Regions from separate parts of the Homo sapiens genome. Here region 2 is linked to region 1. A link is an interaction called in ENCODE POLR2A ChIA-PET data of the cell type or tissue named here. Cell type or tissue: OCI-LY7. All regions are shown on one strand. Each heading gives the region's core, and the rest is flanking DNA. Links, peaks and the distances in the headings are about the cores only.

What was found. Peaks named below come from ENCODE experiments on the same cell type or tissue, not always from the same donor. Only the 100,000 strongest peaks of a DNase experiment are listed, where the experiment ranks them.
Region 2: POLR2A ChIA-PET joins it to region 1 with 10 read pairs; 2 of 35 experiments call an interaction of 5 or more read pairs at or near these places.

What each region holds. Positions count from the first base shown.
Region 1 is chr12:92,276,821-92,284,840 of GRCh38, forward strand. All of the region lies in intron 2 of LINC02391 (long intergenic non-protein coding RNA 2391), which reads right to left. Among named protein-coding and RNA genes, the nearest start is that of LINC02391, 83 kb to the right of the region's middle. In OCI-LY7, for the core only: no CTCF peak of the experiment used is centred there; no DNase peak of the experiment used is centred there.
Region 2 is chr12:91,870,288-91,878,307 of GRCh38, forward strand. It overlaps LINC02404 (long intergenic non-protein coding RNA 2404), which reads left to right and starts at 5,016. Exons shown (of 3, transcript XR_945201.2): 1 at 5,016-5,117; 2 at 7,106-7,202. In OCI-LY7, for the core only: no CTCF peak of the experiment used is centred there; no DNase peak of the experiment used is centred there.

The DNA.
Region 1 (8,020 bases), core at 2,926-5,425:
GTCTAACTACAAGCAACATATAAAAAGGAAGCCCTGGGAATCTGGTTGATCCAGGAATAGCGTTACCTATATGACTTCTGTTTGTTTGTTTGTTTTGTTTTTTGAGATGGGTCTCTCTGTGTTGCTCAGGCTGGTCTCAAATGCCTGGACTTAAGTGATTCTCCTGCCTCTGCCTCGAAGTAGCTCAAATTATTGACACTCACCCCTAATCCCAGCTCCAACTATCTGACATTTGAAGAATCATTCAGTGATGAAGGAAAGACCCAAACAATATCAAAAAACCGAGTTGAGGTGGCAAGACATGAGAAAAACAAGAGAAGACTTCAGCAGAGGACAATGTGTGTAATAAAGTTCACAAAAATGGGTAAGGAACTATGTTATGAAGACAGGCATCTAAGTCAATCCTCATGGGCACCATGGCTCATACCCGTAATCCCAATACTTTGGGATGCCAAGGCAGGAGGATCACTTGAGCCCAGGAGTTCAAGGCCAGCCTGAGCAACATAGTAAGACCCCATCTTTACAAAAAATTAAAAAACTAGCTGAGCATGGTGGTACACGCCTGTAGTCTTAGCTACTCCGGAGGCTGAGGTGGGAGGATCACTTGAGCTCAGGAGTGGAGGGTGCAGTGAGCTATGATTGTGCTAGTGTACTTCAGCCTGGGCAACAGAGGGATTCCCTGTCTCTAAAACATCAATTAATTAATTAAAATAGTCCATCAATCCATAAATACCGAATATGTTACAGGTCATTCCTTTGCTCAAGTTTGGGTCAGGTTTTTAATCTATTTTTTATTTTTTTTAGAGATGGTGGTTTTACCATGTTGCCCAGGCTGGTCACGAACTCCTGGGCTCAATCAGTCCTCCTGCCTCAGCCTCCCAAAGTGCTCGGATTACAGGTGTGAGCCACCATGCCCAGCTGGGTTTGGGTCAGATTAAGTTAGACCTCAGAAGGAATTGATATCATAGGACCTCCTATGTTGTATTAAGAAGTATTCCATTCTTTCTCCCTTGCAAACACCTCATGGGCATGAGAAAGTCATTAGGTATTGGCATCCTATAGTCCTTTAAGCATTTGCAAAGCAGTGTATTGAAGTAGGAGATAGTAGATAAGGGCCCTAGGTCTCCTGCCTTCTCTAGCTCTACAAGATGACCAGATAACCTTGGATATGCCTTTCACCTTTCAGGCTCTCCACTTTGTCTTCAGTAAAATGGAGTCATTCTACCCAAGATGTCTGAACTGGATCAAATGATCCATTGCGATTTCTTCCAACTATTAAATCTACAACTCGATGGGGCTGATTTCTGTTGCCTATAGGGTCCTGCCTAGGGCAGTCCTAGGGAGCCATCTTAGCATGGCCACCTGGATAGATAAAATAATTTTTTCATCTCTACACTGCATGTCCTCCAATCCAGAAGGGAAGCATAGTTTTTACTCTGAAAACTCAAGAATTGTGAGTTGGTTTAAGAGCAAATGGATAGTGAGATTGTGAGCACCTACAGTCAGTAATTTATTTCCAGAGAAATTCTTATCTTAGCAGGAAAGTAGCCCTCCAAGGGGTGGAAACCTGGCTGAACATTCCATTCAATGGGGAAGGCAAGCCTGGAAACTCTGCCTAGAGCAACAAGGGCATTCACAGAAAACTTGGTTTGGGGAATATACATGGATGGTGTCCAGCTATGAAGAAATAATTTTCAGAGGCTAAACTATGTCACTTTCACTGTTTTGGCTGATTCTGATGGCAAATGAGGTTAACTGGTGCTCAGAACATCTTCTGGGAAAGTGAAACAGCAAGCAATTGCTTATTTTTTTTATGAGTTTTTCCATTTCTCATTGAAAGGAAGAATTCTTGTATGGGAGTTCTTAACCAGTAAATGTGGGTAGATCTGGAAGCCTGATTTGATGGTGCTCACGTCAGTGGCCTGGGGTTGTTAAGTTCCCCGAGGAGGAATGGAATAATCTACTGGGAACTCCCCACCCCCATCTCTTGACCTTAAAGCTTTAGGGAAAATGAAAAGCAGCTTCTCTTTGACAAAAAAGGTTGGGAAGCCTTGCTGTGATGTATTACTGTTTCTTTAAAGCTTCCATGGAAATGAAAGATGTTCTCAAGCAAAGGTAGGTCAAATCTATTAAGAGAGTGGGTGAGGTGTTTCCCTCCTGAAAACTGGAGAATAACAGAAAAGAACTTTTTCTGACAAACCAACAGTATCCTTTTGTTTGTTGGAGTTTGTTTGTTTCACATTTATTTACTGAATGTTAGGGAGAAATACTTTAATTTGGGTATGAGAATAGCTAATTACTAGATGAAAAGAAGAAAGGATTTCTAAGATGGAGCCCCCCCCTCCCCCCACTGCCCCCATAGCTTACACATTGTGTAAACCTGCCTTTGATCCCATCCCACTTTCTTCAGCAATTCCTTTTCCATACTCTCAGCTCCTAGAGAGTCATCAGAAAGCTGAGCTCCAGCCGGACTTGGAGGCTCATGCCTGTAATCCTAGCACTTTGGGAGGCCAAGGCAGGAGGATCAGAGGGAATCAGGAGTTTGAGACCAGCCTGGCCAACACAGTGAAACCCCATCTCCCCTAAAAATACAAAAATTACCCAGGCATGGTGCTGAGCACCTGTAATCCCAGCTACTCGGGAGGCTGAGGCAGAAGTGCTTGAACCCGGGAGGTAGAGGTTGCAGTGAGCCGAGATTATGCCACTGCACTCCGGCGTGGGTGACAGAGTGAGACTCTGTCTCGAAAAAAAAGAAAAAAAAAAGAAAAAGAAAAAGAAAGATGATCTTCATCCAGTAACACTGGCCTTAAAAGGCATTTTATTTTTCTCTCCTGCTTCAAAATGGACCCTCTTACTAGAATTAGTTCCATCTTTGGGGGAGATGGGGAAAGAGAAGACCCGAGCAGATCTTTCTTCAAATTCTAATCACATTTTTGAATTAATATGATACCTGCCATCTGTTTATTTCCTGGAAGCTGGGAAGATTCATTTGATATCCAAAAAGCCCTTTAGAAAGCCTAAAAAAACACATGTAAAGACCGTGTAGTGATTTCCTATATCCAAGATTTCTGGGTTTTTTTTGTTTTTGTTTTTGTTTTTTATGTTCCCTGGACACTGGCAATGTTTTGGTCATATAGAGAAGGGAAAAATATTAAACCATTTTTATCTTAGCTGACCTTTACAGAGACAAGAAGTGATTTTGTTTGAATTCTCCGTTTTAGTTTGGGACACTAACAGCTGGGCAGGGATTTTGCTGAACACTTTGTGAGGTTTACACTCAACTTCCTTCTTCAGATTGCTATTTTATATTAAACCAATAGAGCACTGTTATTGAGACACCAGACTGCTACAACTTCAAGAAGATCCTAAACCAAGTAACTTTTTCTGGACCACTCGAGTCTCCATGAACGTAAAAGTCTAATATACTTGAAAAATCCATTGCAGCTCAGGAGACATTATAGTGGGATGATCTACAATCAGACTCTCTGGATTTGAAGAATCTTCCTACCACTTATCAATGCTGTAAGTTTGAGAGACAATAGAGGTTAAGAATACAGTCCTTCCTTTCTTCCTTCCTTCCTTCCCTTCTTTCTTCCTTCCTTCCTTCCTTCCCCCTCTTTTCTTTTTCTTTTCTTTTCTTTTTTTGAGATAGGGCCTTACTCTATCACCCAGGCTTGAGTGCGGTCACACATTCATGGCTCACTGCAACCCCAACCTCCCGGGTTCAAGCAATCCTCCCACCTCAGCCTCCCCAGTGGATGGGACTACAGGTGTGTGCCACCACCCCTGGCTAATTTTAGTATTTTTTTGTAAAGAGGGGATTTCCACCATGTTGCCCAGGCTGGTCTCGAACTTCTAAGCTTAAGTGATCCACCCGCCTTAGCCTCCCAAAGCGCTTGGATCACAGGCATGAGCTACCACTCCCAGCCTGAAGAATGCAGGCTTTAATCCCAGCATTTTGAAGGGCCGAAGCAGAAGGATATTTTGGGCTCAGAAGTTCAAGACCAGCTTAGGGAATACAATGAGACTCCGTCGCTACAAAAAAAATAAAATAAAATAAATAAAATAAAGTAAAATAGTACAGGCTTTGGAGCTAGACTGCTTGGAATCCTGATTTCATGATTTACTTGGTGGATGATCTTAGGGAAATTCTTCAAACATCTGGGCCACAGTTTCATGATCTGTGGCATGAATATCATAATGGCAATCTATCTCTACATGCTGAGGAGACTAATACAATAAGTTGATACATGTCAGATGCTTTGAACAACACCTAGCACAGAGTAAGTGCTCAATAAATGTTCGTTATAGTGATGCTATTATTCTTTCCCAAATTTTTGCACTTCTGCCAAAGCAATGGCAAAATCAATAAATAAAGGGAACTAACCAAAAAAACTCTGGGGAAAGTGCTGAATTTGGCAAAACTGGGAATCAGGCAGCTCATATTCTTTGGCATCCACTTTCCATTTTGCTGTCTCCTGTGAGTGTCCAAGCTCGTCCTGTAACACTGCACCCAAGCTCAAAATTATTTTCTGTGCTCTTCTTCACACCTACCCTCATCAATCAACTTTCACCTACGCCGGTGCTGTTCCCTGAGGACTTTTGCTCTGAACCAGATGAGAAAAAATATCAATCAAATTTGTTTTAAGGTATTAATGAATACTGACAATGTTATGCTTTTGAAATAGAACACGTGCATTTAAAAAATAAAGATTACCTTATTACCATGAGAAGCTACCAAACCTGAATAGGTAACATGCAGGGTGAGTAGGTATGATATTTTGGGGCAGGTCGAACATTTGATTCACCGTGAATCACAGATAAGCTGCTATTTAGACAACCCATAGAGCTTGTCCTAGAGTTAACTGTTTAATACATAGGGTTATAGACAGACCTTGGGGCTAAAGTGGAATGCGCTGTGCTTAAACACAATGTTATTAGGTTGACAGGCATGGCATCAAAGCCCTAGTGCTACTGGTGCCACAGTTCCCAGGGCCACTGTCAACAAGTCGTGACAAATTGGACAAGCCAAATCTTTCAGTCACATCTGATTTTCCTGAAGACACAGGTACACCTGCCAAAGATGTTCCAGGCAAGAAAGCCAAGACTGCAGGATAGAGCTAGCAAATAGAAAAAAATGGCAAAGGCCTAGCACCAACCTTCATCAATTAGTATAGCTCTGGGATAGGTAGCTTTCTGAATTAGAAAAAAAGGCCAAGGGTAAGGGGATTTGAGTTCTAATCTAACTTTACTATAGTCTTTAAGAAACTCATTGCACTTTATTTTTGAGGGCCCTAGTTGTAAAACTAGGGAAGAGATGACTGAGAGGACTATCTCCTCATCCTCCTCCAGTCAAGGGTTCCAATGGGATTCTGTGGAACCTTTAAAGCCCCACAGAACAATTTAAAGGCCACTACAATGGAAGGCAATGGAGTTTCTTAACCAATGGAAGCTATGGGGAAATTAAGAGGCTGAGTTTAATCTAAGGGAGGGGAAAGTCATATGGAATAAAGTGGAGAGTAAGAAGATTGGACACAAGATCACCAGCTAGAGGTTTTCATAGCAAAAACATAGTCATATAAGATAGGGTAGGCAAGTGACCCTCAGCACTGGCTGCACCCTCAGGAGATTTTTTTCTTTTTTTACATCGATGTCCAGGCTTTATCCCAGAGCAGTTATATGAAACTGTCTGGGTCTAGGGTCTAAGCTTCAGTACAAAAAGCTCTTCATGTGATCCTAATGGTGATCCAGTGGTAAAAACCATCAGTGCAGTTTTTGTTTTTGTTTTAGTAATTAAAAGAAAAAACTGTATGTAAAAGACTTCCCCTGAGAAAATTGCCAGCTAATTAGATAGGAGAGAGAAAGGTCAAGAAAGACTCTACAACAAACTAAGGAGGGAGATTGCCTAAGAGAATGGAAAAGTCATGACAGAAATCTTGGAAATGGTGGACAGCAAATGGTTTTAAGGAGGAAAATGGGTTTGAATTGAATTGGATAGCAGGATATCTGAATGATTCTATCACTTTACAAAGTAATGGTCAGCACCATTACAAGTACAATTACATGATATTACAATTACTTAATTGACCATTACAATTCAAGGGTCAATATAACCCTTGAGTTGACTATTCATTAGCTTTGTTCAAAAGCCCAGCTGAAACAAAACACTAGTGAAAAAAGATGAACTAAGAGGACACCATATATTCCACATTTGTTTTGTTGGCTTGTTTAATTTCTACTGGAGGTTATAAATTATTTGTATGTTTATGAAAGCTATGTACCTAATTCTCAGAAAAATACCACTACAAACACACATATAAAGTTTTGTACGGAGCCCACGCTAAGAATCTCTTCTTTTTAGAGGAATAAAAGGGGGTACCAAGCCAAACAAAGTTTTTATTGTTATCATTATTATTATTAGTTATTGTTATTTTAAGATGGGGAATTACAGACAGAAGGGAAATATAGGTAGGGAAGGTTAGTTAGAACAGGCGTGTATTATACAAACAGCTTTTTTTCTAACAATGAAGTCACTGCTGAGTCTCAAGATGAGGCATTATCTTTCCTAAATGCTTTGGAGCATTTCATGTGTTCTCCTCGTTCTTTATTCTTTGATTAAAATGTTAATGTATTATGTGTACCTGCCCTCACAGCATCCTGGCAACCACAGGAAAACATGCCAGCTCAAAACAACTATCTGCATTTTTAATAACGCCTAGTATTCTCTACAAATAGGATTTCAGAGTCCAAAACTTTTGATTTAGAAAATGAAACAGCTCTTGTTAATTCTAATAGAAAAAGGCAGCTTGATTTCCAATGCTCTGTTTTAATTTGGGTTTTACCAGCCGGTGATTTTATTGAAAGTGAAATCCGTATTCCTGTGTAGCTTAAGCATCTCAACTCTAAAATGGGAAAAATCACAGTTTCAGTAACAGAATTGAGAATGAGGTCCTGGCATCTTTCTTAAAAGGAATTTGGATAAGACTTCTCGATAAATGCTCACAAATTACTCACACCGTATGTCTAAATATACACAAACAGGTTTAGAAAACCTGGTTGGAGTCAACGAAATAATTAGGGATGTGGAAAATAAGTGGGGCTTCTTTATGAGGTTCTTATCCACATGGGCCACGTTTGCTCCAAGGCAGTGAAGAAGGGAGTAGGGGTGGTGTCAAGGTCATGACCAAGATGGAATTCATGTGCCCAAGTTCTTTCTATCTCCATGAAGAAGTTTTGCAACTAGAGATGAGGAAAATGGACTCAGACTGAATCTATAAAAGAGATTTTCATCAGACTATGGGAGGATAAAGATGGGACAGCAGAATCCCTGCAGCTTACTTGGAGTTTGGGCTCAGTTCTGGCTTACTTAGGGTTTGGCCAAACTTTAGTAGTCTATCAAACCTGCAGCTTACCCAGGTCACAATTGAGGTGAGCCCCAAAACTTCACAAGGAGCATTTTGAATCCATCAGTTGAATTAAACAAACAAACAAACAAACAAACCTGAAAGGTATCCCCCTATGGGCTTTGCCCTAAAGAAAATAATGGTTTGTAAGACTAGAGGTGGCATTGACTCATAATCCACCTGAGTTAACTCCCCTCACATTGACAGAAGAGGACTTCTTCATATAAAAATACTCTCGGCCAGGCGCAGTGGCTCACACCTGTAATCTCAGCACTTTAGGAGGCTGAGGAGGGTGGATCACCTAAGGGCAGGAGTTCGAGACCAGTGTGGCCAATATGGTGAAACCCCCGTCTCTACTAAAAATACAAAAATTAGCTGGGCATGGTGGCACGCACCTGTAAACCCAGCTACTTAGGAGGCTGAGGCAGAAGAATTGCTTGAACCTGGGAGGCGGAGGCTGCAGCGAGCTGAGATCGTGCCATTGCACTCCAGCCTGGGAGATAGAGTGAGACTTCATCTCAAAAAAAAAAAAAAATTCTCTATGGGAATTTTGTGTTCTCTTATCCTTAAGGGCCTGCCCATCTTAATCTATACCAGGACACAAATTTATCAACAGC
Region 2 (8,020 bases), core at 3,634-6,133, 410 kb before region 1:
TGTTAACCTTAGGAAGAATTTGTAGATAGTTTTGCGAAGTGGTTGCACCATTTTACATTCCCATCAGCAATATAAGGAATAGACTTTCTCTGCATCTTAACCAACACTTGTTATTATCTGTCTTTTTAATTTTAGTCAATCTAATAAATGTGAAATAGTATCTCATTGCGGTTTTGATTTACATTTCCCTAATGGCTAATGACATTGCACACATTTTTTTATTGTATTTATTTATTTATTTGAGACAGAGTTTCACTTTTGTTGCCCAGGCTGGAGTGCAATGGCACAATCTCAGCTCACTGCAATCTCTGCCTCCCAGGTTCAAGCAATTCTCCTGCCTCAGCCTCCCAGGTATCTGGGATTACAGGCATGCGCCACCACGCCTGGCTAATTTTGTATTTTCAGTAGAGACAGGGTCACTCCATGTTGGTCAGGCTGGTGTCGAACTCCCGACCTCAAGTGATCTGCCCGCCTGGGTCTCCCAAAGTGCTGGGAGTGCAGGCGTGAGCCACTGTGCCCAGCCTGGACACATTTTTATGTGCTTATTGGCCATTTGTATATCTTTTTTGGGGGGTGGAAATTACTTTTATTACGTTAAAATATTCCTTAATGAGCTAGCAATTATTTGTGTGGAGGATGATCCAGAAAACAGGTTCATGACTAAATTATCCTTGTCCATGATTACAGAAATTCATGAATTACACACATCACACTATCCTCTGGAGTAGCTGCTGAAGGTCTGCGAGCCTGTGAGCTTGGAGGCGCTTCTCCCTGCCTGTTAGGCTGTTCCCATCAGATCACGACAAGATGGATGTTATTTTTCTCTTTGGAATTAAATCTTGACAAGAGTTCGAATGCTCTTTCCGGAATGCATGAGTTCAAAGGCTTTGTTAATTTCATCAAAAGACAGATTGTGAGTCATAAATTCATCAGCTTTTATCTGACTTCCTTCCCTCTACCTCTCCAAACATATATATGCAAACACACCTTTCAGAAACACCAACACTTAACTTCCAGTGACCTACTTTTATTCCTCATTCTACTTCACTTCTCTGAAGTGTTTCATTATGTTGACAATCCCCTTCTCTTTGAATACACAGACATTACCTACTTCTAATTTTGCTTCTATTTTGCTAGCCACTTGCCTTCAATCTCTTTATTTCAGCCACTTGTTACATTTCTGGACAGCTCAAGGCTCTGTCCTTCATTTTCTTCTCTTCTGGTTCTGGCTCTAAAAAGTGAGACTCAGTGCAATATAGGAGTCATAGGCAGGAGGAGATCAATAACCAGGGAGATTTTTAAAACTATTGATGGCCCCTTTCCGGGACCCTGGCTTGTTCTGCTATACCCCCGCACTTTATTGGGGATAGAGGCAGGGAGAAGCACATTACCCTCGCCCCTCCTTAATGCTTAGTGAATTTAGCCAAAACTATTTGAGGAAGAAAGACTTGTTCTCCCATTCACACACCCCCAACCCACCCCAACAAAGGCTTCTGCCTCCCTCACTCCCACTTCCAAAATGGACACTACTTCTAAGAATCACATTTGCCTGCCTTTGCCTGACATTTTAAAAACTCTTTTAAAGGGCCTGTATTACAAATCATGAAAAGAGGGAACTGGAGGATGGGGAAGAGAAAAAACAGAAGTGGATGGCATAGGCAGTGTGTGTTTCTGTGAAGCAACATTGGGGAAAAGATACAAAGGAAGCTGTAGCCTTGGAATCTATGTCAGTTCATCGTAGGGGAAACAGGCTGAACTGAGTAGCCAAGTCCAAGCAGTCAAGGGCATTCAGATTGCTGTGGCAAGAAGTCATCAAGGGTAGAGACAGGCTTGGTTATGCTATATCTTGAGGTGAGTAAGGAGTGCTTAGGATTGTGACCTCTCTGAGTACAAGAGGTTCTCCCCTTTAATTCCCTCCATCTGAAAATAACAATAAGTAATCTACCTGCCTATTTGTGTGTCAATAAGTATAATTCATGAAAGTCTTCAATGAGTAGTAAAACTACTATTTGTTGGGCCACATACTTTCCTAAGAAATTTATGCGTATTTTCTTGCTTAACCTTTACCACACAATCCATGTAGCAGATACTAGAATTATATATAAGCCAGGCATGATGGCTCATGCCTGTAATCCCAGGACTTTGGGAGGCCAAGGGGGGGGCAGATCACTTGAGGTCAAGAGTTCGAGACCAGCCTGGCAGAGAGAGGCTGAGGCAGGAGAATAACTTGAACCCAGGGGGCAGAGGTTGCAGTGAGCTGAGATCGCACCACTGCACTCCAGCCTGGGCAGCAAGAGCGAGACTCTGTCTCAAAAAAAAAATTTTTTTTTAAAGAATTATATATACTTATAAATATATGTTCTATTTATATATGCACTAAAATATATATAGTATTTATATATTCTAGTACAATGGACTTGTACCAGTCTATGGACTGTTAGGAACCCGGCTGCACAGCAGGAGGTGAGTGACTGGCAAGTCAACATTACCACATGAGCTTGGCCTCCTGTCAGATCAGCAGGGGCATTAGACTCTCAAAGGAGCATGAATCCTACTGTGAAGTGCACATGCAAGGGATCTATATTGCACTCAATATGAGAATCTAATGCCTGATGATCGGAGGTGGAACAGTTTCATTCCAAAACCATGCTTCCCTCTGCCCCATCCATGGAAAAATTGTCTTCCAGGTAAATCAATCCCTGGTGCCAGAAAGGTTGGGGATTGCTGTTCGTGTGTGTGTGTGTGTGTGTGTGTGTGTGTGTGTGTGCAAAATTTGGGTAGCTGGGTAGCTGCTATATGGATATATATTTTAGAAAGAAGTCAAGAATCTTGATGGGTAAGAAGCAAAGCAGGGATTTGAACCAGGGTTGGTCTAATACGAAAACTGAGGCTCTTCAGCAGTATTATTCCACATCTAAATGTAATTATTCAATGCCATCAGTCATAATGGAAATATAAATTAAAACCACAATGTGACACTAATATACACCCATCAGAATGGCTGCAATTAAAACTAGCAACAACAAGTGTTGGTGAGGATGCAGAGCAACTGTAACTCTCATACATTGCTGATGGGAGTGTAAAATGTTACAAACACTTTGAAAGAAATTTTTACAGTTCCTAATAAATTTAGATATAGTATGTATGCCCTTTAATTCAGCAAACTCCTATATATTTACTTAAGGAAAATAAAAATAGATGTCCACAGAAAGACATCTATAAGAATGGAAATAGTAGCTTTGTTTGTAATAGCCCAAAACTGGAAACAGCCCAGGTATGAAAATAATGGAAAAACAGTGACATATTCTTTTAATGGACTACTACTTGACAATACAAAGGAATAAACTGTGAATACACTCAATGGCATAAATGCTTGTCCCAGACATTATGCTGTGAAAAAAAGCCAGACACAAAAGAATGCATGCTGTATGACTCCATTTATATAAAGTTCTAAGAGTGGCAAAAAACAAAAACCAGAAAACAAAAACAGTGGCTGCCTCTTAGCAGAGTGGGAGGGGTTGACTTGGAAGAGATATGGGAAAACTTTCTGAGTAATAAAAGTAATAAAAAATACTTTTTATCTTGATAGGTGTGTGGGTTACATGAGTGTATGCATTGGTCAAAATTGTACAGTAATTGAATATATATAAATCTTGCCTCAAAAACAACTAAAGAAACAAATATTAATAAAATAGGAGAAAATGGGAAAAGAGGAAAGGTGAAACAAACATGACATTGATAGTTGATAACTACCAAAACCAAGGTCAGGACATGGGGAAATATATCATTCTGTTTATTTTGATATGTTCAAAATTTTCCATCATAAAAACTAAGTATTATCAAATTCTTAGTCATGTGTTGTATTAGGGTAATTAAAATACAAATTAGTAGTGAGTTTGAGGCCAGATTGCTCATCATCCTGGCCCAGTGCAAAAAGCAAATCTGATCATGTTCCCTCCCTTCTTAACAATGTTAACAAACTTTCCATTCTTCACCCTGAAGAATAGTGTGAATTCCTCAGAGTGGCTTTGGTATGAAGAAACTTCATACCATAGATATATGTGCAAAGCAGTGTGCAGAATTCTGTTAGTTATATTATTTATTTAGACTGAGACCATCTCTATGAAGGTTTTATAGATAAAAGTGTATATCAATGAAGGGACTCAAAACTAGATGGATAGTGACAGGGCCTACAGAAAGTTCAAATTTTGGATTCCTTCAGCTTTTTCCTACTTCGATTGTGATAGAAAGAGCTCTAAGATTCTGACTCCTGGAGTCCCCAACCTGTTATAATGTCCTCCCCTTGAATGTGGGCAGAGTAAGTGAATATGGTGGGATATCACTGACTACTAATCATGTGACTTTGAGTTCATCAAAAGGGGGGATGATCCTGGGTGGGCATGACCTAATCAGATGAGTGCTTTAAGGGAAGCGGAAATGGGATAGGGAAGCTCTTCTGTTGGCCTCAGAATGAAGCAAACTGGCATGTTCTGACAGGGCCTATGGAGGGGCTGTGTGGGTGACTTCTAGGACTTAGAGGGGTCTCCAGTTAACAGCTAGTTAGAAATAATTTTCCCAATTGCACAGCTTCAGATAACTGAATTCTGCCAATCACCATGTGAGCTTGAAAGAGGTCCCTGAGCCTCAAACGAGATTATAACCCCAGCCAACTCCATGATTTCAGCCCAATGAGACTATGAACAGAGGACCCAGTTAACCCATACCCAGACCCATAAAAGTCTTCAGATAATACCTACGTGTTTGTGATGATTAATACTGAGTGTCAACTAGATTGGACTGAAGGATGCAAAGTATTGATCCTGGGTGTGTCTATCAGGGTGTTGCCAAAGGAGATTAACATTTGAGTCAGTGGGCTGAGAAAGGCAGACCCGCCCTTAATCTGAGTGGACACCATCTAATCAGCCACCAGCCCAGCTGGAATATAAAGCAGGCAGAAAAACGTGAAAAGACTGGCCTAGCCTCCCAGCCTACATCTTTCTCCCATGCTGGATGCTTCCTGCCCTCAAACACTGGACTCCAGGTTCTTGTTTTGGGACTTGGACTGGCTCTCCTTGCTCCTCAGCTTACAGATGCCTATTGTAGGACCTTGTGATAGTGTGAGTTAATACTTAATAAACTCCCCTTTATCTATCTATCTCTCTCTCTCTCTCTCGTTAGTTCTGTCCCTCTAGAAAACCCTAACTAATACAGTGTTGTTTTGAGCTACCAAGTTTGTGATCACTCATTATGCAGCAGTCAAAAATGAATATGCCCCTTCTCTCCCTATTTCTCTCAATGTTCCAGTCACTCTGAACTTTTCTTAGTTTCCTAATTAAAACATTCCTTCCATAAATTTTGTTCTGCAAGAACTACTCACTTTGCCTGTAATGTCCTTATTATCTTTTCTGCCATTTGATTATTTTTTAACTTTTATTTTAGGTTCAGGAGTACATGTGCAGGTTTGTTATATAGGTAAACTTGTGTCACAGGAGTTTGTTTTGCAGATTATTTTCTCACCCAGATACTAAGCCTAGTATGCAATAGTTATTTTCTCTGCTCTTCTCCCACCTCTCACCCTCAACCCGCAAGTAGGCCTCAGTGTCTGTTGTTTCCTTCTTTGTACGTCCATGAGTTCTCATCATTTAGCTCCTACTTATAAGTGAAACATATGGTATTTGATTTTCTGTTCCTGCATTAGTTTGCTAAGGATAATGGCCTCCAGCTCCATTCATGTTCCTGCAAAAGACATGATCTCATTCGTTTTTATGGCTGCATAGTATTCAATGGTGTATATGTATCACATTTTCTTTATCCAATCTGTCACTGATGGGCATTTAGGCTGATCCCATGCCTTTGCTATTGTCAATAGTGCTGCAATGAACATTCACGTGCATGGGTCTTCAAGGCAGAATGATTTATATTCCTCTGGATATATAGCCAGTAATGGGATTACTGGGTCAAATGGTAGTTCTGTTTTTAGCTCTTTGAGGAATCACCATGCTAATTTTTTCAATGGTTGAAGTAATTTACACTCCCATTAACTGCCTGTTGAGTATTACCCATCCTTCAGAACCCAGATCAACTCTTCCTCTCCTGGAAGACTTGACCAATTGCCCCAGGCAAAGTTTATTCCTCCCTGCTCTAGATTTCCACCATACCCTGTTCTTTCTCTCCCTTCCTTCCTCTCTCTATTTCTCTTAATAGCATATAAATGAGTTGAAAGCAGAAACTCATAATATTCATGCTCAAGTCACTTTGAACTAGGATATAATTATGCTTACAACATAGTAGCCACTCAGTAAATAGCTACTGGGTTAATACACATACTGTTTTTCATTAGAATGCTTCTGGAATTTATTTAAGTTAACAAATATTTATTTTTCAGAGCCTCTGAAAGCTGTAATGGACAATAAGAAGATGAGTAGGGCATGTTTCCTATCTCAAATAAGTGGAATAGGATTTGCACAGAAAAAATAACTGCAAGGCAAAATACGACCTGTGTCACATAAGAAACAGAATCTGGTCTGTTGGGGGCTTCTCAGAGACAAAGAGATGATGGTCCACAGGATGGAGCATCTCTCTGACACTTCCAGTGTGTATTTTAGGGAGGAACACCTTTCCATCATTATTGGGGAGGTTGGAACAAAGAAGGGGAAAAACAATGGCAGTTCTTATCTTTCAGGTAGCTGTATGGTGAGCATTCCTCTCCCAGCAATCTGTTGTTCTTTGTGAGCAGACTGGAGTGTGACAGCTGTGAAAACGATCAAAGGCAGGTCCCAGACAGGAGAGGGCTGATGACAATGCCAGTTTCCCTCTAAGACCCTGTGGACAGCAGGGCCATGAGGGATGCTGTGACACAGAGTCTTGCTTGATGCAGTGTGTGGTGTTACTCACAGGAGTGGGTTCAGCCACTCTTGGTGTGAAACCCAAGGAAAATGTCTCTGCCGCAGCTGATGTCAACATGTACAGCATGTGACCAGCTTGCATTGTAAGTCAGACACCCACATCCTGTTGCTTTACCCTCTCACCAGTTCTCCCTTTAAGTGATTTATCAAAGAGGATATGCCTTATTTTTTTCATATAGACGTCTGTTATTTTTCAGCAGAAAGGAGATGTGTGTATGAGTTCTGCAGAAGTCCACCAAATGTGGGCCAGGGTTATTTCCCTGGTGATGCTCTGAAGCTTTTGCCAAAGGACAAATGGTAATTTGACACATTTAATCATTTGTGTGTTAATTCAACATCACTTAAACACTTCCTTCTTTAAAGAAATCTCATCCATTTAGTTTGCACCATTCAAATAAACTTGCAGAAAATTACGTAGAGTGTTTGCGGTATTAAAGTCCACTTATACTTTAAGCCAATTAGACATTTCGATCTGGCTGTTTCTCTGAGCTTACAAAATGCTGTGGATATAAAGGTGTGGTTATGTTTGATTTGGTTTTATGTTTTTGAACTTTGCCCATTTAATTAACCAGGCTAAAATAATAATCAGATTATTAGATCAATGTAAGTGCTTATAGGAGTTCTTTATTTTGCATTGGATATTTTTAGCTCTGCATGGGAGGAGAGGAAAGAAAAAGAAATCAAGATTTACTGAAAATAAACTAAGATGTTGGAGAAACTTACTCTACTTTTTTCTAGTTCGGAATATCCCTTCAATTCACATAGCTCTGAATCGTTTATGGAATAAATTTGATAGCACCCTAGTTACCTGGGGTAAGAATCACAGAGAAACCCCTCCCTTAGCAGCCACCTCACTGTGGGACTTTCCAACACTTTGCCCAGTCCCTAATGTACTCATTGTAATGATGATGACACATGTCTTGACAATATGTCTCCATGCTCAGAAGTAGAACATCTCCCATGTTTCTGATTGTATTTCAAGCTTTACTAGAGCTGTCTGCCCACCACAGTCTGATGTCTTTAAACTTGGCCTAATTTTTTTCAAACTTTAGTTTGGCCAGTCATACCAATTTTCCAGGGTAAAGAGATAATATTGCCTTCTAGAGTTGGAGGTA